3 separate regions of the Homo sapiens genome follow, and all the other regions are linked to region 3. The links are chromatin loops, found by intact Hi-C in ENCODE. Cell type or tissue: PC-3. All regions are shown on one strand.

Region 1 (8,000 bases), 60 kb after region 3:
CATCCCTTTATGCTAGAAACTCTCAATAAACTAGGTATTGATGGGACGTATCTCAAAATAATAAGAGCTATTTATGACAAAACCACAACGAATATCATACTGAATGGGCAAAACCTGGAAGCATTCCATTTGAAAACCAGTACAAGGCAAGGATGCCCTCTCTCACCACTCCTATTTAACATAGTATTGGAAGTTCTGGCCAGAGCAATCAGGCAAGATAAAGAAATAAAGCATATTCAAATAGGAAGAGAGGAAGTCAAATTGTCTCTGTTTGCAGATGACATGATTGTATATTTAGAAAACCCCATTGTCTCAGCCCCAAATCCCCTTAAGCTGGCAAGCAACTTTGGAACAGTCTCAGGATACAAAATCAATGTGCAAAAATCACAAACATTCCTTTACACCAATAATAGACAAACAGAGAGCCAAATCATGAGTGAACTCCCATTCACAATTGCTACAAAGAGAACAAAATACCTAGGAATAAAACTTACAAGGGATGTGAAGGACCTCTTCAAGGAGAACTACAAACAACTGCTCATGGAAATAAGAGAGGACACAAACAAATGGAAATACATTCCATGCTTATGGAAAGGAAGAATCAATATCCTGAAAATGGCCATACTGTTCAAAGTAATTTATAGATTCAATGCTATCCCCATCAAGCTACTATTGACTTCTTCACAGAATTAGAAAAAACTACTTTAAATTTCACACGGAACCAAAAAAGAGCCTGTATAGCCAAGACAGTCCTAAGCAAAAAGAATAAAGCTGGAGGCATCACACTACTTGACTTCAAACTCTACTACAAGGCTACAGTAACCAAAACAGCATGGTACTGGTACCAAAACAGAGATATAGACCAATGGAATAGAACAGAGGCCTCAGAAATAATGCCACACATCTACGACCATCTGATCTTTGACAAACCTGACAAAAACAAGCAATGGGGAAAGGTTTCCCTATTTAATAAATGGTGCTGGGAAGACTGGCTAGCCATATGCAGACAACTGAAACTGGATCCCTTCGTTACACCTTATACAAAAATTAACTCAAGATGGATTAAAGACTTAAATGTAAGACCTAAAACCATAAAAACCCTAGAAGAAAACCTAGGCAATACCATTCAGGACATAGGTCCTGGCAAAGACTTCATGACTAATTCACCAAAAGCAATGGCAACAAAAACCAAAATTGACAAATTGTATCTAATTAAGCTAAAGAGCTTCTGCACAGCAAAAGAAACTATCATCAGAGTGAACAGGCAACCTACAGAATGGGAGAAGATTTTTGCAATCTATCCATCTGACAAAGGGCTAATATGCAGAATCTACAAGAAACTTAAACAAATTTACAAGAAGAAAACCCCGTCAAAAAGTGGGTGAAGGATATGAACAGACACTTCTCTAAAGAAGATATTTATGTGGCCAAGAAACATATGAAAAAAAAGCTCATCATCACTGGTCATTACAGAAATGCAAATCAAATCCACTATGAGATACTATCTCATTTCAATTAGAATGGTGATCATTAAAAGGTCAGGAAACAACAGATACTGGAGAGGATGTGGAGAAATAGGTAAGTTTGTACACTGTTGGTGGGAGTGTAAATTAGTTCAACCATTGTGGAAGACAGTGTGGCAATTCCTCAAGGATCTAGAATCAGAAATACCATTTGACCTAACAATTCCATTACTGGGTATATACCCAAAGGATTATAAATCATTCTACTATAAAGACACATGCACGTGTATGTTTATTGCAGCACTATTCACAATAGCAAAGACTTGGAACCAACCCAAATGCCCATCAATGATAGACTGGATAAAGAAAATGTGGCACATATATCCCATGGAATACTATGCAGCCATAAAAAAGGATGGGTTCATATCCTTTGCGGGGACATGGATGAAGCTGGAAACCATCATTCTCAGCAAACTAACATAGGAACAGAAAACCAAACACTGCATGTTCTCAGTCATAAGCGGGAGTTGAACATTGAGAACACATGGACACAGGGAAGGGAACATCACACACCGGGGCCTGTCAGGGGATGGTGGGCTAGAGGAGGGATAACATTAGGAGAAATACCTGATGTAGATGACGGGTTGATGGGTGCAGCAAACCACCATGGCACGTGTATACCTATGTAACAAACCTGCACGTTCTGCACATGTATCCCATAACTTAAAGTATATTTTTAAAAAGTGCTTTTTGGTGCCCAAGGTCCGGAGGCGGCCGAGGTGGCAGGTGACTGGCATATCAGCACTGCCCCGTGTGTGCACACACCTGGCCGGGCTGTCAGTGCTGGGGCACGGCCCCAACCCTGCTCCGAGATCCAGGCAGGCGCCGGCAGTGGGGAGAGGCTAGGCAGCAGGAGCAGATACAAGCCTGCAAGGGCAAGGGGGTCCCCTGGGCCCCCGAGGGTGCAGAGTGCAGAGACTCCCGGGTCCTGCACCTGGGAGGGTGGGCTCCCACCTGCTCCGTGGAGCATTCAGGCAGCTCTGGTCAAGTCTCCTCACAGCCTGGGGCAGGGGCTCCAGGTCCTCACTGCACCCGGGTGGCACCTGGGGAAGGGATGATGTCGCCACAAATTCTTCCTGTGGCCCCGGCACTCGGGGATGGCCCGGGGCTTTCTCTCACCCTGCTAGCGACCCTGCCCAGTGGGAAAGCCTCCGGAGTAGATTGCGGGCCCCAGGCCCAGCCTTCGAGAGCGTCAGGCTCAGCGATCACTCCGATGCGGGGCAGAACCTGCAGTCCCGCGCAGAGCCTCCTCCCTCCCGAGGCGCAGGAACACGGTGCCATCGGCCGGGTGGGCGCGGTGGCCTGGCCGCCGGCTGGGTCCCCGAAGCGGGTGCCGCTTCCTCTTCCTGCCTCTGCGCCGAAGCCCGGCCCCAGCTCCTGGTCCCAGGCCTGGCCCCCCACACTCCGTGTGCAAGTGCGGCACCGCCCCAGGCCCGGCTCCCGCTGAAGTCCCCTGGAGGCCCGCCCCTCCCTCCGTGCTCGACTGCCCTGCTACCCCGCCGGCAGGTGCCTCAGCCCGGCCCCATCACTGCAGCCCCCAGGGCGGCGGGCTCCGGAGACGGTCTGCTCCCTCCGTGCACCCTCCCTGCAGCGGCGGCGGGCGACAACGGTGGCAAGTGGCCAGAGTCCGGAGTGGAGAAGGCCTGGAGGGGTGGGTGGGGAGTCCCGCTAGGTGGGATCCACCCTGCTGCAGGAGGGTGGGGGAGGTGTAGTCAGCTGCCTTGGGGACACGGCGCACAGGGGACGCGTGGCACAGGGCTCCCACTGCCGCCACTGCTGCTCCCACAGCGGCTCCTGCCGCCACCGCTTGTACCTTTCCGCTGCAGCCGGCGCGATGGCAGCGGCCGCTCAGGACTGCCTGCTGCTGCCGTATCAATATGACCCAGTCATTTCACTTCTAGGTGTCTAGAAGGGAAACGAAAGTACTTTTTCACAAAAAGACATTAATGTTTCTAGCAGCATTATTCATAATAGCCAAAAACTGGAAACAAATGTACAGTAGTGGTTAACTAGATAAACAAATCGAGCATAATTTTACAATGAGAGATTATTTGGCAATGACAGAACAACTAATACATGCCATGAAAATGATGAGCCTCAGATACAGGCTAAATTAAAAAGGCATGTGGAAAATGGGAACTATTGCATGATTGCGTTCATATAAAATGTCCCCCAAAGGCAAATATATAGAGACGGAAGGCAGATCAGTGGTTACCTGGGTATGTAGTCAAAAGGGGTATTGACTCCAAATGAACACAGGGAACTTTTAGGTAGATGATACAAACGTTCTAAAATCAGATTTTTGTGATGGCTGTACAACTATACATTTACTAAAAATCGTTAAATTCTGCAGTGCAGTGGGTGAATTTTATGGTACGTAAATTCTGCCTCAATAAAGTTATATATACATTAAAAAAACAGTAAGGGTAGTGGGTGAGGCAGAATAGATGGAACAAAATTGACATTGTATTTGCAGTTGCTGAAGCTGGCTGATTTATGACAGGGCCCATCCTACTAATTCTCCTACATTTATGCATGCCTGAATATTTTCATAATGAAAAAGTTTATTAGAATTTAATGCTAAAACAAAATCGATAAAACAAAAGCATTGGGCTTGGTGGCTCACACCTGTAATCTCAGCACTTTGGTAAATTAAGGCAGAGGAATCGCTTGAGCCCAGGAGTTTGCCACCAGCCTGGCAATACAGTGAAACCCCATCTCTATATTAAAAAAAAAAATTAGCCGGGTATCATGGCACGCACCTATGATCCCAGCTACTCTGGAGGCTGAGGCAGAAGGATCAGTGAGCTCAGGTGTTAGAGGCTGCAGTGAGCTGTGATCGCACTACTGCACTCCAGCCTAGGTGACAGAGTAAGACCCTGTCTCAAAACCAAACAACAACAACAGCAAAACAACCACATGAGCCTGACTTTCCACACTGCTGCTGTCTGAAGCGTAACTACCTCTCTTTAAAGAGACGCAATAGCAGCCCTCGAGTGTCTCATGAGATAAATCAACCATGAATTAACAAAGCCAATTCAATTTCACGGATTTTGATTGAGCATCAGCGATAGGCAGGGTTTTGTCTTGATGCTTTACATGTTTTTATTTCTTCATTTCTTCATTGGTTGAAGCAGATATTCATGTTGTGTTTAAAATTTGGTGATTTTTGCTCTTTTTCTCTGAACTTTTATTATTGTCAATAGCATAAATTTAGAAACACTCTGTTCTCTCTCTCTCTCTAGATTATCTACCCTTCCCGTATTTTGTCTGTAAATAATAGAAAATTTCACCTCTGTAATTCAAAACATCTAATGACTAAGTAAAATACTTTGTGATGTGGTAAGATAATTAGGTTTTGGAAAAAGTAATGAGTCCCATGAAGTGATGTCCAGTAGAGGCAGTAATTCATTGCTACCCTCTAACAACAAGGTCTCACTTTGTAAAGCTGATTTACTCTATCTTAAGAGGACCTGGGTGAATTCTGCCCATCAAAGGGCAATATACTCACTGAAGTAGCCAGTCCTAATTCTTGCTTCACCTATTTGAAAATCTTGAATGGAATAGAAAGAATGAGAAACAGTTTTAGAATGTTTTATATTACCTGCTGCCTGTGAAAATAGAATCACCTATAATAAGACACTTGGGATATTGCATGCATAGACTTCATAGAGATAATGTATTTGGGGAAGGTGGTTAGAACCAAGGGAAGGCTAAATTATTTCTCTTGACAGTCCCTATTGATTACCTGGCCCCAAATGGTAGTAACTTCTGGAATTTAGGAAAAATGTCAGAAAAATTAACATAAATTAAACATACTAACTCTGTATAACCAAACATAAAAGATAAAATTATGAAAGCTTCCAAAAGCTTATAAAAGGCATGGGAGAATCTCTGAAACATTTATCAAAAAAAGCTCAGGTGTTCCTGAAATTTCCACCCCTCTTACAGTACCTGTCAAAGAACAGGAGATTAGAACTGAATGTTGAATTTATCAGCATTAACAAAGACTAATGTAAGATAAACTGTTAGCCTATTAATGATGTTATGCCTCAGGCTATAACAATATACAAGTATTGTGATATGTTTAATCAAGGACAAAGAAAATTAAAGAGTGTGTGTGTGTGTGCGTATGTGTGTGTGTGTGTGTGTGTGTGTATCTAGTGACTAAAAAAAAGACACCATCCCTAAGAGATATGAGAATTTATGTTACTAGAAAAGTGGACTACATAGTAAAGTAGGAAAAATATTCAGGTTACCTCACAACCTACATGAAATGTCCTCCAAGACTCTCTTAATCTCTTTGCTTTATTTCGCCAAATAACCATCTGATTATTTAATCTGTATGGAAAAATCTTCTAACTTAGAAGGTACCAGGCAACACATACAAGCACATTGGTCATTGAAAAGACAACTTCCATTAAAAATTAAAATTGAAATTCTGCTTTGTAGATCAGTGTTTGTTCTCAATTTAGCCAGCATTAGTTGTGTGACCTTGAGAAAACCAATTCCCTGTGAAGAAAATCAATTTTTTCCCTTGTACAATTACAACATGAAATTCAGTCAGTATTCCCCCAACAGTCCCTCTCAGAACAAAAGTCTTAGCAAAGTGCCCAATCTATTAGAACAACTGGACATCCACCTGCAGTAGTGTGACTATTCTGTAACTATTCTATATGATATTGTAATGGTAAATACATGTTATTATGTAACTGACAGAACCCATAGAATGTACAACCCAAAGAGTGAACCCTAAACTATGAAATTTTAGTTAATAATAATGCATCAATCTTGGCTCATCAATTGTAACAAATGTACCACACTAATGCAAAATGTTAATAATAGGGGGAAGCTAGCGGTGGTGGAATGTGAAGAAGATATATGAGGCTGGGTGCGGTAGCTCACGCCTGTAATCCCAGTACTTTGGGAGGCTGAGGCGGGCAGATCATTTGAGGTCAGGAGTTTGAGACCAGCCTGGCCAACATAGTGAAACCCCATCTCTACTAAAAATACAAAAATTAGCCTGGCAGTAGTGGCACGCACCTGTAATCCCAGCTACTCAGGAGGCTGAGGCAGGAGAATCACTTGAGCCTGGGAGGTGGAGGTTGCAGTGAACGGAGATCGCACCACTGCACTCCAGTTGGGGGTGACAGAGTGAGACCTGCCTCAAAAAAAAAAAAAAGAAGAAGAAGAAGATATATGAGAACTCTGTTTTGTCCAAACTTTCTGTAAATCTAAAACTCCACATACACACACTATTAATTTTTTTTAAAGGTGCTCAATGTAAAAAGGATTTTATGGCCAAGTAATTTTTGGAGACGCTTCCTATAGTTTGTGATTTTCTTTGTGATTCATAGAGAATAGTAGTTATGACTGGAAAATTCTGCAGTAAAAAAGTATGCTTAATATTATTTATTCTAGCATTTCCTAAACTTATCTGGTCATGGACATTTTTCCCCCAAGGGAAAATGATTAACATCCTGGGGAACCAGTGTTTCAGGAGCATTCTTAAGATTCTTTCCAAATCTGGAAGTCTGGTTTTGTCTGTATCATGAACTTCTTTAGTAGAAATCAGACATCTCCAAATGATTCTATGGAATCAAAATGAGAGCCAGACTGTAGGCCCCAGTGGCTCCAGGAGAGCATAGTGGTGCCGTGTGAACTGTATTAGTCTGTTTTCACGCTGCTGATAAAGACGTACCTGAGACTGGGCAATTTAAAAAAGAAAGAGGTTTAATGGACTCACAGTTCCACGTGGCTGGGGAGGCCTCACAATCATGGCAGAAAGTGAAAGACACGTCTCACATGGTGGCAACCAAAAGAAGAGAGCTTGCATGGGGAAACTCCCCTTTATAAAACCATCAGATCTCGTGAGACTTATTCACTAACCTGAGAACAACATGGGAAAGACCTACCCCTATGATTCAATTACCTTTCACTGGCTCCCTTCCACAACAATGGGAATTGTTGGAACTACAATTCAGGATGAGATTTGGGTGGGGACACAGCCAAACCGTATCGTGAGCCCTACCTTTTCAGCTTGTCAGTGTCTAGTTTTACCACCTTTGAGAGCAAATTTCATAAATGCCTTTAAGAGAACTTAACAGGTCAGTTACTTATTAAAATATGAAAGATGTCATATTCATATCTAAGGTAAAGAAATCTAGTAGCAGTCCACATATCCCATTGGTTTTTTAAAAATTTCAGGGAATTTCTCAGTCAAAATCACTCCTAATGGGGAAGTTGAGAGGTCAAAGTTGGTGCTGCTGCTTGCATGAAAGGTGGGCAGCACGGCTGTGCCTCTTGAGAGCATTTGCTCAATAAACACTCATTTACTGACTTGCTGTTGATTGTTCATTGTGTTCATGTAAACAGTGAAGGGCTGGATTAAACTTACGCTAACACATTTTTTCACTTCAATGTTTATTCTGGCTTCAGAGTATGTAGTAATACTCCCTCTGACTCGAGGAAGAGGAG
Region 2 (8,000 bases), 70 kb after region 3:
CAAGATAATGGCAAAAGTTCATTATGCTGAGATGGGCCACGGAGAAGAGCTGGCTGTAAGTTAAGCCTGGAATTAATGTAGTGATGGATGTAGGATCCAAGGAAAAGAACAGTAATTAGGAAAGAAAAGTATGGCCTCTGATTGGGGAATCTCAATTTATAAGCTCAGCCTGTCTTTTCAGTTTGATTTCCCGGATGCACATCTCTCTTTTCTCCAACTTGTGGAAAGATTTCAGCTTAAGAAATGAAATTTTCTCTAAAGATTTCATTTTTAGTTACACATTTAAATTCCAATATAAGTGACCAAAAAGAATACCACTTTGGGCCCAATTCATATTTTCTAAGCAGATGCCATTAGTTACATGAAAGTCTTTCAATATCTGCTGATTGATTCTCTTGTAGTCACTGTTTTCCTTCTCTTTTCACTTAACTAGTTTCACTTAAAGAATCCGACATAAGATGAATAGAATCGCTTTCCAAATAAATCTGAGAATTTTCTCTCTTGTCCTCTTTCGATCATACCGGTTCCCTTTCCTCCAACTTAGAATTCAGAGAGTGAAATAAGAGATGTTTCTCTCTTGAATAGCCAGACGTGTTGCTTTGATGCTAGTTTCCCTCTTATTTAAATGATGAATCTTGTTTATATTTATTAAATATAAATTAAAATATATTTAATGAGCACCCATTACATTTAAATCACCACGCTGAAGATTGAAGTATGAACATGAGCCAGGGATTGTGACACGCGTTATAGTCCCAGCTACTTGTGAGGCTGAGGGAAGAGGATTGCTTCAGCTCAGGAGTTCAAGGCCAGCCTGAGCAACAGAGAAAAAAGCCATCAAAAAAAAAAAAAGAAAAGAAAAAGAAAAGAAATATGAACATTGGCAGGCATACCCTCTGAGTTCAAAGAGCTCAAAAGCCAGTAGTAATCTCACGCCAGTGGGAACTTTGTCACTGGACTCTAGTTAAAGGGATTTTCTTTTTTTTTTTTTTTTTTTTTTTTAAATTTATTTTTTTATTGATAATTCTTGGGTGTTTCTCACAGAGGGGGATTTGGCAGGGTCATGGGACAATAGTGGAGGGAAGGTCAGCAGATAAACAAGTGAACAAAGGTCTCTGGTTTTCCTAGGCAGAGGACCCTGCGGCCTTCCGCAGTGTTTGTGTCCCTGATTACTTGAGATTAGGGATTGGTGATGACTCTTAACGAGCATGCTGCCTTCAAGCATCTGTTTAACAAAGCACATCTTGCACCGCCCTTAATCCATTTAACCCTGAGTGGACACAGCACATGTTTCAGAGAGCACAGGGTTGGGGGTAAGGTCACAGATCAACAGGATCCCAAGGCAGAAGAATTTTTCTTAGTGCAGAACAAAATGAAAAGTCTCCCATGTCTACTTCTTTCTACACAGACACGGCAACCATCCGATTTCTCAATCTTTTCCCCACCTTTCCCGCCTTTCTATTCCACAAAGCCGCCATTGTCATCCTGGCCCGTTCTCAATGAGCTGTTGGGCACACCTCCCAGACGGGGTGGTGGCCGGGCAGAGGCGCTCCTCACTTCCCAGTAGTTAAAGGGATTTTCTAATTATTCAACCTATAGCACGGTCCTGCAGAATTAACTGAATATGAAAGGAGCATTAACCACCTCTCCTTATTGCACTGGTATTAAGGAATAGGTGAAATAAGACTTTTGAAATATTTCCATGTCTAGATACATTATTGCTTGGAGTCACCTTTCACTCTTGGTGACTTTTCGTGACTTTTTTTTAACAAGATCATCCTGATCTTGTAAAATCCTACTAGAGTTTCAACTTGCAGGACTATCTTATATATTTGAATGATTTACGAATAAACCCAGTACATACAAATCCATATTTAAGTAATAATTCAATAACTAATCATTCATTTTTCCAAAAGATTCATAAATGAATACTCTGAGACAAGATCTTCTTAAGCATTAAAAAATACGATTCAACCCTTTAAATATTCATAGTGGACACACTCCTCTCTAGGGATACAGGTATTAGAGAGAGGTATAGTTATACCTGGGATATAGTATTAACTCCTATTAGCTCTGCAAGGTGAAAAGATAACAGCATTAAAATTGAAGATTCTATGAATATAAAATCTGTATCACAGAGACTGAAGGCAGTGCATTGTATCATATAGAGGAAGACAAGGAGAAATTCATTGTCCTTCCTCAAGGGCACACTGCGAAGAAAAAGGAGCTGTACTTTTCCACTTCCTCCAACAAAAGGGACAGCTTTTAGATGATACTGTATTTTCTTAAGGTCTCTCCTATTTTCTGTGATTGTGTTCATTTTTGTGTGTGAAATAGTTAAACATACTTGTGGTAAATGTTACTTATACATAATTTTATCTATTTGCATCTATTTTCTCTCTGTCTTTTTCTATAGATATCTCTTTGTGTATATATACAGCATAAAAACTCTGTTCAAGATATGTATTTTACCCAAAAATCTATCCATTTCTAATTCTAGCCCGCTCTGCAATCTAGTGTTGTAACGCATAAATCACTTCAAAAGTGAAAGAGGATTATGGGTCTCTTCCACTTTTCCATATATCATATTTTAGGCCACTTCAACAAATGAAATGGCAAAGTCACTGTTGCTGTCCTAGAGACTGCAGGAAATAAACACACCATGTACGGGCATGCACACACACACACACATGCACACACACACACACACACACACACACCCCTCTGCCTTCTTCAAGTTTATCATCAATTGATGAGACAAAAACTAAATACGTGATCTAATCACTTGACAAGGCCAGATTCAGATAAAGCTGCTCTGTCTGCAAAAAAAAACAGAAGACACAGGGCACAGCAGGTGAGAGCAGGTGCCTGGATGTCTTGGTATTTCCAAGTAGCAACACCCTCAAACCAATTTTATCACTAGTGTCCAGAAGCAGACACTTCCCTTTCTTCTTTTTCATGCTTTTACTTCATTTGGAAGGAAAGAACCCTGCCTAGCTCCTCCTCTGAAAGATCCACCGGCAAGTCCAGGTGTCTGCGGAGCTAGTGCCCCTCAGGTGTCTGTGTCTTCAACACACTTGGCTCTAGGGCCCTTGCAAACAACATGACTCAGCCCTGAATAAAGGTATGCCTCCCTGCAGACTTCCAGCCCCACTTGGACCCCTCAGGGTGTGAGAGGTCACGAAATGCTCACAATGCATCAACTTCATTTATCCCATGAATGCCATACATCATCTTTTAATTGAAGGGAATTGTAGGGGAAAAACATTAACAAAATATTTAAACTGAGAGAGTGCCTCATTTTCAAAGAGAGCAGGTGTCACAATTTTAGAGGACCTGGTCTCTCAGCCTCCACCAACGGCACTGCTGAATGGGTCCCCAAGGTGATGCAAGTGAAAAAACCCATTTGACTTACCTGTAAGAATCCCATCAACCACCTCAGTCAGTCATCTCTTTCCCATCCCCAGGAGCTACTTAGGTCCTGAAGCTATGATCTTACTGTGGTGATTTAGTGGCCTGAAGGAGCATTTGACAGTGATGACACAGCCTTGGCTCTGAGATGAAGCATATGGCTCGGGAGAGCCTGACTCATTATTTTCTGATAATGTTTACATGTTAAACTGTCAACTCAGATCTAAAATATCACATGTTCTGTGGTGGCATCTGCATGTGGCTGTGACTCAGTACTGGAGCTGTGGCTCCGTACCAAGACAACCAGAAGGACACATCTGGTTACCACATTGGAACAACTATGCCACAGCTGTGCCATGGCTACAGGCACCTGGACTTGCACTGTAGTTCTCCTTTTGGTCCTCTGTGGTGCAGTTTTACCTCAATAATAGATTAAATGATTAAAGTGATTAAATAATAAAAAGAACCAACTTCTGTGTCACTCGGATCTAGGTTCAAATCTCAGCTCCACAACTTAGCAAATGTGAGAACCTGAGCAAAGTACCTAGGCTCTGAGCCTCAATTTACTCATCAGTAAAATGGGGATGATAATATACCCATATCTTATCATATACCCATGTATATCATAGTTGTGTCCCATATCAATATTGTGAGGAATAAATTAGATCATGTACCCAAGCTATTCTTCATGGACAATATCATGATTGGAGTGTAAGAAATGATGGAATTATCAGTGGCAAATCTGCATTCAAACACCTTTCTGTGAGCTGCGTTATAGGGCACTGTATTCCGGCAGATTTACTTAGTAGCTGCAGCTGAATGCATTATACCTGAAGTGGACTTTCTACCTGAAAGAGGATGCAGCAAATAAGATTCAAAAATGTGGAATTGGCTGAGTGGAAGAGGTGGGGCTTTGGATAGTGAGGTCTCAGGTATTTCAGGCTGCAAATCTGGTGACCCTTCTTATGTGGTGGCCGAACATTTGGTCAGATTGTCACCCGCTGTTCTTTGGGATACAGACCATGTGCCGTGGCAGCTTTGCTATTAGGATAAATAGTGGAAAAAAATTCAGAACCCTGGCATATGGCTATAGATTTTTTTTTTTTTTTCTGAAGGAGTGGTCTGTACTTCGATCCAAGTTAGCCAGTCTGCAAGAGGAAATGAGAGATCAATGCTTTACCTGTGGCCTGCATTCTAAATTCACTGACAATCCTATATTTTGGGTACTGCTGAGTTTTAAAAAAGAAATTTATTCCTACTAAACTGAGCAGGCAAGGACAGTGACAGGAAGCCTGGAGCCTTCATAGATTGGTAACTTAAGACTTTTCCATCCAGGCTCTTTGGATTTCTTTAGACAAATGCACAGTGGTATTACACTTGCTATCTCTCCATCATTATTTTGAATGACCTCAAGGCATTGGCCATTAAGCTATGGAACAGAGGACCGGGAACAACCCAGAGATCAGTAGGTGTATTAGTTTGTTCTCACGCTGCTAATAAAGACATACCCAGGACTGGGTAATTTATAAATAAAGGAGATTTAATGGATTCACACAGTTCTACATGGCTGGGGAGGCCTCACAATCATGGCAGAAGGCAAAGGAGAAGCAAAGTCACATCTTAAATGGTGGCAGGAAAGAGAGCGTGTGCAGGGGAACTCCCACTTATAAAACCACCAGATCTCGTGAGACTTATTCACTATCACGAGAACAACAAGGGAAATCCTGCCCTCATGATTCAGTTACCTCCCACCGGGTCCCTCCCACAACGTGTGGGGATTATGGGAGCTACAGTATAAGATGACATTTGGATGGGGACACAGCCAAACCATATCAGAAGGTAAAGGAAAGGAATCTTCTAGCTAAATACCATATCTAAGTGAAATCTTTGTCTGTGGTTATTCACATATGGAATTAATTGAGAAATTATTCCAACACTGGAAATTCTGTAAACTTTTGAGGACATTGTATTGCCGGAGGCTAATAAGAGCCTGTCATTGTTAAACCTCTAAGGTTATTCCTTTCCTCAAATTAAGACCAATAGGAAGTGGGCCAAAAATATCTGTGGCTTCAAAGGAAGTGATCTTCTATAATACCCATTTCATATGTGGCCATGGATGAAAAGAGACAAGGAATAATCTCCCCAGAAGCAGGACGGGAGGATGCCAGAATGGGTAACCGAGGACAGCACCTCTGACAGAACACAGGAGTCCTGAGTTTTCCTGCCTGGCGGTGTTTGGTGTTGACTTTGGCACTGTCTCTCCTATGTGACTTCCATTGTTCTCCTTTCTGAATAGGGGTTAGTATTGCTCCTGATTAAATATTAAATAATGGTTGAAAAGGAGCAGGGTAAGTGCATTATTAGTAGGTGCAGCCAGGTAGCCAGGTAGCATTTGCTTCATTTACCTGTCCTTCATCCTTTCTCTCTTCTTTTCCTTCTTTTTTTTTCTGTTCTGGAATTAAAATTTGCTTGGGTGCAGAGTAGTCATCCTGGAGATCATTAAAACAGAAACCACAAGCTAAGGATGATGGAGGAGAAGCAAGCTAGAAAGAATCTGGTTCCAGATGACTTCCTTGAGCAGTTTCATCAGCTCTGGACTGACTCGCAACTTCTAGATTCCTTGCCATCTAAAACATGTTTAGTTCCCTGAAGTTGAATTTTTGTGTAAATACTTGTTCGTGACCAAATTCTAACAAACCGTGGCTTGGTTGCCAAGTAAAATCAGAGGTCGTGGAAAAGAGAAGAAGGTCAAATATTCTTATTTTGGGAAGCAGTAACTGAATTGGTGGAGATGGCAGTGTGGTAGTCCAGGAGGCAAATGTGAGGTTTAGAAGGTAGAGGGTATGGTGCCTAGACAAGTTGAGGAGGCAGAAGAATGTGACCGTGTCTGGGGTCAAAATGGCAATTCAGAGGCAGGAACAATGGTCAAAAGGATAGATAAGGCAAAGGAGGGGGCAGCAATGCTCTCTTAGCTAAAAGACCCTCAGGGCAGACTAGGACCTGTCTCCAGCAAGACACACTCTACTTTAGCTCAGCTTCATTCTAGCAAACATCCCTTAGTGCAGGTTGGCAACCGTAGATGGAAGAAGCAGAAGTACAACTCCCTCACCTTCCTGGTATCCTGTGTAGAAGCATGTCTGAGTTGATGTGCAGCTGATCATATCACGGGCCTCGTGTTCTGTCTTTTTACTGAACAAGCACGAGAACAGTCATTCATAGTGATGAACCATCTGGGTTTAGGCTTGGGTGCCTGCTGTTGAGAGGAGCCGTCTGGGTATGCATTTGTTTCTCACTTCTGGTAAATTAGAGAAAAGTTAGGCTTAGGGATTCAGGGAAGCCACTATCCAGGCCTCCAAAATCACCCACAGTTAAACCTGTTTGGCTCTTCTCAGCCTGGGAAGCCATTTATTTGTCTTTCATACATTTTTTGATTTGCTAGTTGCATTTCTGTTGATCAGATGCACTATTAGGAATAGAGTCTCTTTGCCTAATGAAGCTATAATGAAATTCTAGTCAAGAAAAGCAACAGCATCTTAGTTACCTACATAAATATCTGAATCATTTTGTTGGTCTCTCTAATGTTTCCTGATTTCTGTTCTTGCATTTTAAGAAGCTGCAGAGAAAGAAGCCCTCTCAGACATAGCAGTCATCCCAGCCTCAAGTGGACCTAAATTTGGAATGCCTGAAATTGAAAGCTCCGATAATGGATTTGCTCAAATCAAGGAGAATAAAGTCCTTCCTCCTGGCACGAATAAAAATGGTCGCAACTTTAATTTAAGTGGCATGCACTGGATTTTGTAATTTTCCACCCCTCTTTAATCTACTGGAAAGAAAACACAAAATGATGTAAGAAAATGGGAAAATCTGCCCATTGATATTACATCACCCTTTTGCTTCTGTATTAGCCACAGTTCTCTAGAGAAACAGAACCGATAGGATATAGACATATAGGGAGACATATATATATATATAGAGAGAGATAATGTAGACATATAGATGTCATATATGTCATAAATATATAAATACATATGAATATTTTTAAATTTGATGAACATATTAATTAAAATATTTTAAATTTTAGATACATATATATATATAGAGAGAGAGAGAGAGAGAGAGATTGAGATTTATTGTAGAAAATTGGCTCACACAATTAAGCTGGAGGGCGAAGAGAGCCAATGACATAGTTCCGTCTGAAATCCAAGTCTCAAAACCCAGGAAGAGCCAATGTTTTAATTCAAGTCCAAAAAACAGGAGGAAATCAATGTCCCAGCTTGAAGGCAGTTAGTCAGAAGGAGTTCCCCCATACTCAACTTTCTCGTTCTATTCAAACCTTCAACTAACTGGATGAGGCCCATTCACGTAAGGGAGGGCTGTCTGCTTTACTCGGTCCACTGTAAACGTTCACTGCATGCAGAAACAGCCTCACAGACACACCCAGAATAAAGTTCAACTAAATATCTGGCCACCTCATGGCCCAGTCAAGTTGATACATAAAATTAACCATCACACCTTAAGTGAGATTAAAAGGTAGATGTTTATAGCCTAGATCTAGCTCAGAGGTCAGTGTTTTCAAAAATTTTTTTAAA
Region 3 (8,000 bases):
CAAGTGGCTGGGACCACAGAGTGCAACATGCCTGGCTGGATCATTTGTTCTATAGAATGTCTGCCAATTTGAATTATTCTGATACTTTCTCATAATTGGAATGAAGTTATGGATTTTTGGCAAGAATACCACAGAAATGATGTTGTGGTGTCCTCAGGGCATCATACTAAGGGGTTGATAATCTCTGTGTCTTATTATTGATATTTACTTTGATTGCTTTGGTTAAGTGGGTGTCTGCCATGTTTTTTACTATAAAGTTACCATTTTTCCCTTTGTAGTTAGTATGTATCTTAGGGAAATATGTTGAAACTATGCAAAATCTATTCTCAAACTTTCAGCCACAAATTTTTGCATCCATGAGAGTACCTTATCTGTCTGTGACAGTTACTATTGTGGTGGTTGCCTAATGGCGATTATGGTTTTTTATCTAATACATTTATTTAAATTCTACTATGAGGAAGAGCCATTTCTTTCCCTGTTTGTTCACTTATTTTATTATTTATAACAATTTGGAACCATAGATATTTATTTTATTCTATGTGTTCAGTACTACCATTATTTACTTTGTGACTCAATTTGCTCTAACATTAGCCAGTCAAGTGGGTCCTTGTGCTTAAACAAGCCTTAATTATTTTTTGTTTTTATTGATTTATTTTTTAGTGTTTCCTTTATTTTCTGGGACCACAAGATGTTCTTTACTTTCTACTCCTATGACCTCCAAACATTTCCAAAATAGGACTGATCCCATGAGGCACTCTATTAACTTTGAAGTGGTAAGCTAATGAGTTCATGTGACTGGTAGTATCTACTCTGTGAATTAGTTCTCTTCTGTGTAGCAAGCTACACAATTGTCAAATAAGAATCACCTGTGCCTATTACTGTTACATACTAGTCGTGGCTGAATATTTGCCAAATACCACGCACAAATGAAAAACAATAAGCTGACTTCATGCTTTTGCTTGGGGAATTGTATGTATGTTGTGTGTGTCTTCAAACGAATCAAGGAAATTTTAGATTGTTGTAGATGCTTCGAGGGATATGGGGGCTGATTTTTTAAAAAGCAATACATGACCACAAGGTGGCAATAGCACAGATGAGCTTTATTTGCCTTTGACAGGTTTGCATGCAGGAGAAGTCCCTCAGAGCAGGAGAAGTCCCTCAGAGCATGAGGTCTTCCGGAGTTTAAAGTACGGGAAGCCACCACTCAGAAAGAGTGGAGGGCAAGGGGACTTCCAGGGAAGAGGGAAATTTGATAGAGGGCTATGTGTCTAGGTAACATCATTAGCAGCATGGCAAGAGTGACTCAGACAGCTCCAAAGGGCAGCAGCAGCTTGGGGTCTTTAGGGCCCAGAACTTATCTATTGCTAGCAGATGTTTGGTGCAGTTTTACTGAGTACACAATACAGACAGGCTCTAAGTGGCTACAAATATGCTTATTTAGACTATCTGCTTGTTTGGACCGATCTAACAATTGGATGTGTAAAAATTTGAGTTTGGAGCTGTCAGATTTTTGAGTTAGCGGGTCTCTGCCTGCAGTGAAGAAATAAACAATCTAGGGCCCCATACACAGATGCCATTGTTGACTCATTTATATAACATTCATAAAGTAGCACTATGATTTTTCATGCTACATCAACTCTCAGTTTCAGGAATGTAATGAATGATTATTAAAGGTGAGCTGCATGGCTGAGCAGCTTGTCAATCTTGATTTACACAGTAAGAATGATACATTATTAGCATAGGACTATTATAGAAGTAAGAACTTAAAACCTGCGTTACAATTCTATTCCTCCCACCATTTGGGCATCCAGTGAGAAGCTGAAGATGGCATGCAAATCCTGATAATCTACTCACTCCATATCCAAGGGGACTTGGGGAGAATCTGAGGTGGCACCTGTGGTGGAGTGGACAATGTTGGACTTGGAGTTCAAAGTCATCTCCAGATCCTGATACTGTTGTTTGCTTGTCCCATGACCCATAGGTAGAGGATTTAATTCTGTAAAAGCAGTCTTCTCTGCAAAATGGGAATAGAACTGTCTAACTCACATGGTTATTGTTGGTGCTAGAACAACACCAACAACATTACATCCTGAGTCCCAGAACATAAATGCTACCCCGAATGAACTTTTATAGACTGTTTATAGTCCATGTGATGACATAATAGATGATCTCCCTACCTGATGTGACTGGAATGGTATGGAGACAGCCACTCTGCAATGTTGACTCAAAGATCCACTACATTATAATGCTCCAAGAAGATAAGGAACACATGTATTTTGTCTACTTCTGAATATCCAAGATTTTACCGGGTACCTGACATACAGTAAGTACTATATAAAGACATTATTTGAACAACTTCTTTGAGAAAACCTCAATTGAATGCATTTATGGAAAATAAGTTCTAGATATCTATGTACAACATTGTGCCTAGAGTCAGCAATGCTATGCTGTGCACTTGAAAATTTGTTAAGAGGATAGATCTCATGTTAAGTGTTCTCATGAAACAATCCCTGATAAATGCAAATATCTATTAAATAATTAATGTCTTGGTTCATAATAATCAATCAAATTAACTTCACTTAGCAGTATCCTAAGGGAATGGGGCATAATTTTGATGAAAGGAGGTTTAGAGCATGGGATATTGTTGAGTAAGGAGAGCATGGCTAAAGTGCTGGGGCAGGTGGTCGCCAAACAGCCAGTAGGGAGTCAGAAGAGGTTAAATGCACTGGGAGGGAAACACTCAAACCTAAGAGAGGGCTTATGAATATGGTCACTTAAAACAAACACGGACAACTTCCTAAGGATGAGTTCTGTGCCTATACAACTTTTCATGTAAATGAAGCTCTATCTTGCTGGGGATAATATATGATGGAATTAATTGTATCTTGGACATGGTTCGTGTTTCCTAGAGGTGCTATAGAAAAGGATAGACACGTCCAGGCGCAGTGGCTCACGGCTGTAATCCCAGCACTTTGGGAGGCCGAGGGGGGCGGATCACGAGGTCAGGAGATCGAGACCATCCTGGCTAACATGGTGAAAGCCCGTCTCTACTAAAAAAATACAAAAAATTAGCTGGGCGTGGTGGCAGGCGCCTGTAATCCCAGCTACATGGGAGGCTGAGGCAGGAGAATGGCGTGAACCCGGGAGGCGGAGCTTGCAGTGAGCCGAGATCGTGCCACTGCACTCCAGTCTGGGCGACAGAGCCAGACTCCGTCTCAAAGGAAAAAAAAAAAATGAGAAAGGGATAGACACCCATTTTTGCAGACTCCACAAGCCAGTTATCTCTGAAGGCTGGACAGTCTGTGGACAGCTGCTGTGTGCAGACAGCAGCACAGGAAAAGGAAGACAGAGGAGAGGGAGTAGAGGATGGTAAGTGACAGACACATGGATCCAGGGAAGAAGAAGAGAAGCAGTGAAAAGAGAGATAAAGAGGAAAATGAGACATCCGCAATGCTGAGAGTTGATGTCATTTGTTTCCAGAGCTCCTAATCGACTCAAAAACTTCTCGGTATAGGCCAAAATCCTCATGACACTTTTTTTTCCCCTATCTTTCCTACTCACAAATCTCAACATTTGTCTTTGAAAGGTACTCATCTACTTCTCAAATATTGTACTTACAGATAGAAGTCTTCAGAACCTGCATACTATTTTGTGTCTCAGCCACCAAAAAAAAAAAAAAAAAAAATTATGGAGAGTAATTGGGCAAATTGAGGGTATGAACGCCAGAAGAAACAATGTATTTTGACAAGAAAAATTGGTTGGCAAACGTTAAGGTTTTTATGAGTAATCACAATGATTCTTTAAGTAATTATAATTTGTTCCACACTCTGTCACAGTTGTTTTGATTGTGGCTTTTTATTAGTGAATAAAGTTATTTAGTTGTCCTTATTTTTAGGAATAGATTCACAGTATTGAAATATTTCAAATACCAATGATGTTAAATTTCTTGAATATTTTCCCTTTCTACTGTCTGATGAGTCATTGGACTATCATTCTGTCCCAAGAACATTATAGTGACACCAGTCTTAGTCACAAAATCATTACTGTCATAAAGTGGGGGGGCAGGATATGGGAAGAAATCTACACAATGAGACAAACCTGGCTTAATCTTACAGTTGCAATTATTACCCACATTTTTAAAGCAAACTTATCTTGAAGTAAATTTTCAAATTTCCCAATACTAAATTGCCCTGTCATTAGCCTGTCTCCAGATGAATGAAGTCTTGGGGCTGCAGGGATAAGTAGTTTAGATGCTGTGGTTTCATAATTGAATTTTCTTTTTATAAGCATGGAGAATGAGGATTAGGAGTATTATTCTGCAGGAACTGAGTGCAGCCATTGATGTAAACCCAGATGTGCTCTGTTGTACCATAGAAACATAAAGATAGAGCACCTCTGCAGTCTATGTGGTTAAATCCCTAGCTGAAGTATAAAACTCATAATAATAATGCTCTTATAAACTTTCATATGGAGGAGACAGACACTGAATATTTGTTGATTAGTAAGGCATTTGCATTGGTAAAGCGTTGCATACTGTTGAAAAGTCTAAATAAAAGATCTGTTTTCAAATATAAATAAATAAAATAGTTCATGTGTAAGAAGATAGGATAGGTAAGAAATGATATATGTAAGAAATACGATAAATAATCAAAAGTTCTTGTGTAAGAATTAAAGCAGGTAGCTTTCCTAGTGATATTACAACACATCAAACTATAATACAATACTGTGACTTTCACTTTTCAGTGTGACAACGAATTACAGGTGGAACAACACATAGAACTGACTGTTTTTTTCACTATTTCACAGAACTGGGATGGCCGAGGATTTGATAATGGGTAAGAAAGATGACCTGAATGGTCAATGCTGTAAACTTGTCTCCTTTACTAATAAACAAATTCAAACTCAGAGAAACTGGTGAATAATATCTATGCTATTTAACAAACATTCTTTCAACAATTAGTATTTAGTCTTTACTTTGTCTTTGGCTTTCCATTAGGCCTAAGGTTCAAAAGATAAAAGAGACAGCCTCGATGTAAAGTCTAAATGATTGATCAGGGAATTATGGGACACAAAAACAGTGATGGGAAAATATTCTTGGCAAAGAATACACTAATAGTCATTTTCACAGTTCCCTGCAGCATCTCTATTTACTCATAGGTAAAATTGTTGTTTGGAAAAATCCTCAAATAGATCATCCTTCTGCTGGACCCACATTTAACTGTTCAAAATAACTAATCTTTGTTGGCTTTATTAAACTATCAAGTATCAAAATTCCACAACTTTTCAGCAGAGCCTGTTGCTTCCATCTTTTTTGTACAGGGATTATTTTCTTATTTCTCTCTGAATTGTTTTGGTGATCTAAGGTCATTTACTCTGACTTTGTCACTAGGCAATATCTTCTGCTGGCACAGAAAATCATTCTTAAGGAAACTTCTCTTTCTTCTTATCAGTCAAAATGTGCTTCCTTTAATCTTTTACTTCAGGCCTATTTTTCATCATGCTGTCTTTCCCTGGAAATTTTCCTTTATTTGAGCGGGGCAGGTGGTAGGCACAGAAGCCAGTCATACTTGCTTTAAAATTGACCCAACCATTACTAAGAATAGCATTCATTGATGAACAACAACTATTAAATGCCTGTTCTGTGGCAGGCACTGTGCTAGGGACTGGGTCTGCACACACAAATTATATATGATCCCTGTTCTTGGGTCTAGTGGTCTAGAAAAGGTGACCAATAATCAGAAAAACGTGCAAAAGAAGTGTGATAAGGCATTGTTGAGTGTCATAAAGAATATGGAAGGTTGAAGGTAGGCACACATCGAGGGGCCAATTTTGGGTGGTGTTTATCAGGGCTTCATGGGAGTAGTGACTCTTGGGCTTATTGGAGTTTGAAAAGGTGGGCAGAAAATGAGTGGGACAAAGTATCACCTGTCCATATCTCGCTATCCATTTGTAGAACTTTTTAGATATGCATAGAAGACAAGACAAGTTTATTTTCCCCTCAATTGTTCGAAATTTATTGCCTTATCTATGTGCAATTTGGTGAACGTCCACGTGCACTTGAAAAAAAAAAGCAGTGTGGTGATTCCTCAAAGAATGAAAAACAGAATTACCATTTGACCCAGCAATCCCATTATTGGATACATATCCCCTAAAATACAAATCATTCTACCAGAAAGCCACTTGCATGAGTATGTTCATGGTAGCACTATTCATAATAGCAAAGACCTAGAATCAACCTAAATTCCTATCAATGATACACTGGATAAAGAAAATGTGGTACATAAACACCATGGAATATTATGCGGCCATAAAAAAGAATGAGATCATCCATCTCTATCCTTTGCAACAAATGGAGCTGGAGGCCATTATCCTAAGTAAACTAATGCAGGAACAGAAAACAAAATATTGCACGTTCTGACTTATAAATGGGAGCTAAACGACAAGAACACATAGACACAGAGGGGAACAACAGATGCTAGGGTCTATTTGAGGGTGGAGGGTGTGAGGAGAAACAGGATCAGATGAAATGCCTATCAGGTACTATGCTTAGTACGTGGATGAGGAAATAATCTATATATCAAACCCCCATAATGCAAGTTTACCTATATACCATACCTAAGGCACATGTACCCCTGAACCTTAAGTAAAAGTTAAAAGAAAAAAAAACTTTAAAAAGTGTATTCTACTGTAATCGGATGTAGTGTTCTGGAAATGTTAGTCAGGTCAAGTTGGTTAATAACAGTATTCGGACCTTTTATAGCCTTACAAATACTTTCATCTATTCTTGTCTACTTTATTTGTTCAAGATTTTAGTTTCCAACTTTGATTATGAATTTATTTCTTCCTTTAGTTTTCTCAATTTTTTTCCTCATAAGTGTTTAAACTATATTATTATGTGCATTAGAGTTGTATGTCTGCTTGATGAATTTCTCCTTTGCTTATTATCAAACATCCCATTTATCTCCTGTAATATTCTTTGTCTTGAAGTCTATTCCAGCTTTCTTATTTTCTGCATGGTATATTTTTTTCCATTCTTATACCTTCTAACTTATTTGTATTATTTGATTCAAAGAGCATCTCTTGTAGGCAACATATAGATGCATCATCCTTTTTTGAATTAGATGCTCTCTGCCTTTACATTAGTGTTTTAGTTCACTTATACGCATTGTAACTTTTGATATGGCATGGTTTAATTCTTCCATCTCACTGTTTTTTAAATTTCTCTTTTCTGTTTCTTGTTCCTCTGTTTTTCATTTCTCGTGTGCTTTTGGATTGTTTGGATATTTTAGCATCTCATGGTATTTCTTCTGCTGACTTGTTACCTATGTCTCTTCCTGTGTTTGTAATGGCTGCTCTGGGGCTAATAATATGCATCTTTAATCTATCAAAGTCTCTTTAGAATCAATATCTAACACTTCACACTTCACACCTGACACTTCCTACTTCATATTGCTCATTTCTAACCTCACTTCTATCACTATGCACTTCCCATTTTTCACTTCCCAAATAAAGCAACCTTAGAAGAGTGTAACTCAATGTAATTTCCCTATGCTTCATGCTGTGTCTTAAATTTTCCTTCTACATATATTATAAATCTCACCTGGATATAAACAGTGAATTGCCTTTTAAGAAATTGTCTTTTAAGAGAATAAGGAAACAGCTTTTTGTGATATTAATCAATCTATTGACTATGACTGGCACTTTCCTTTATTTCCTGTAGATTTAACTTTTTAATCTTCTATCATTTCTTTTCAGTCTCAAGAACATTCTTTAGCATTTCTTGTAAGTCTCTTGGTGATGAATTTTTTCAGCATTTGTTTATCTGAAAATGTGTTTATTTTACCTTCAATTTTGAGGTTTTTTTTTTGACAGAGTCTTGCTCTGTTACCCAGGCTGGAGTGGAGGGGTGCAATCATGGTTCACTGCAGGCTTGACCTCCTGGGCTCAAGTGATCCCCCCACCTCACCCTCCCAAGTAGCTGGGACTACAGGCGCATGCCA

The links. Hi-C counts contacts between places; a loop is a spot of excess contacts. Peaks named below come from ENCODE experiments on the same cell type or tissue, not always from the same donor. Only the 100,000 strongest peaks of a DNase experiment are listed, where the experiment ranks them.
Region 1: it touches region 3 in a loop (4-fold over the local background); 6 of 110 quality-filtered maps call a loop at or near these places.
Region 2: it touches region 3 in a loop (6-fold over the local background); 7 of 110 quality-filtered maps call a loop at or near these places.

What each region holds. Positions count from the first base shown.
Region 1 is chr1:241,419,192-241,427,191 of GRCh38, reverse strand. No RefSeq gene overlaps it. Among named protein-coding and RNA genes, the nearest start is that of RGS7, 66 kb to the right of the region's middle. In PC-3, a CTCF peak has its summit at 3,319; DNase peaks (open chromatin) are centred at 3,451 and 7,001; H3K4me3 peaks cover 1,859 bases.
Region 2 is chr1:241,409,252-241,417,251 of GRCh38, reverse strand. No RefSeq gene overlaps it. Among named protein-coding and RNA genes, the nearest start is that of RGS7, 56 kb to the right of the region's middle. In PC-3, no CTCF peak of the experiment used is centred here; DNase peaks (open chromatin) are centred at 3,101 and 3,581.
Region 3 is chr1:241,478,980-241,486,979 of GRCh38, reverse strand. No RefSeq gene overlaps it. Among named protein-coding and RNA genes, the nearest start is that of FH, 37 kb to the left of the region's middle. In PC-3, CTCF peaks have their summits at 850 and 1,057 (motif pointing right); DNase peaks (open chromatin) are centred at 1,059 and 4,009; H3K4me3 peaks cover 1,110 bases; H3K27ac peaks cover 1,973 bases.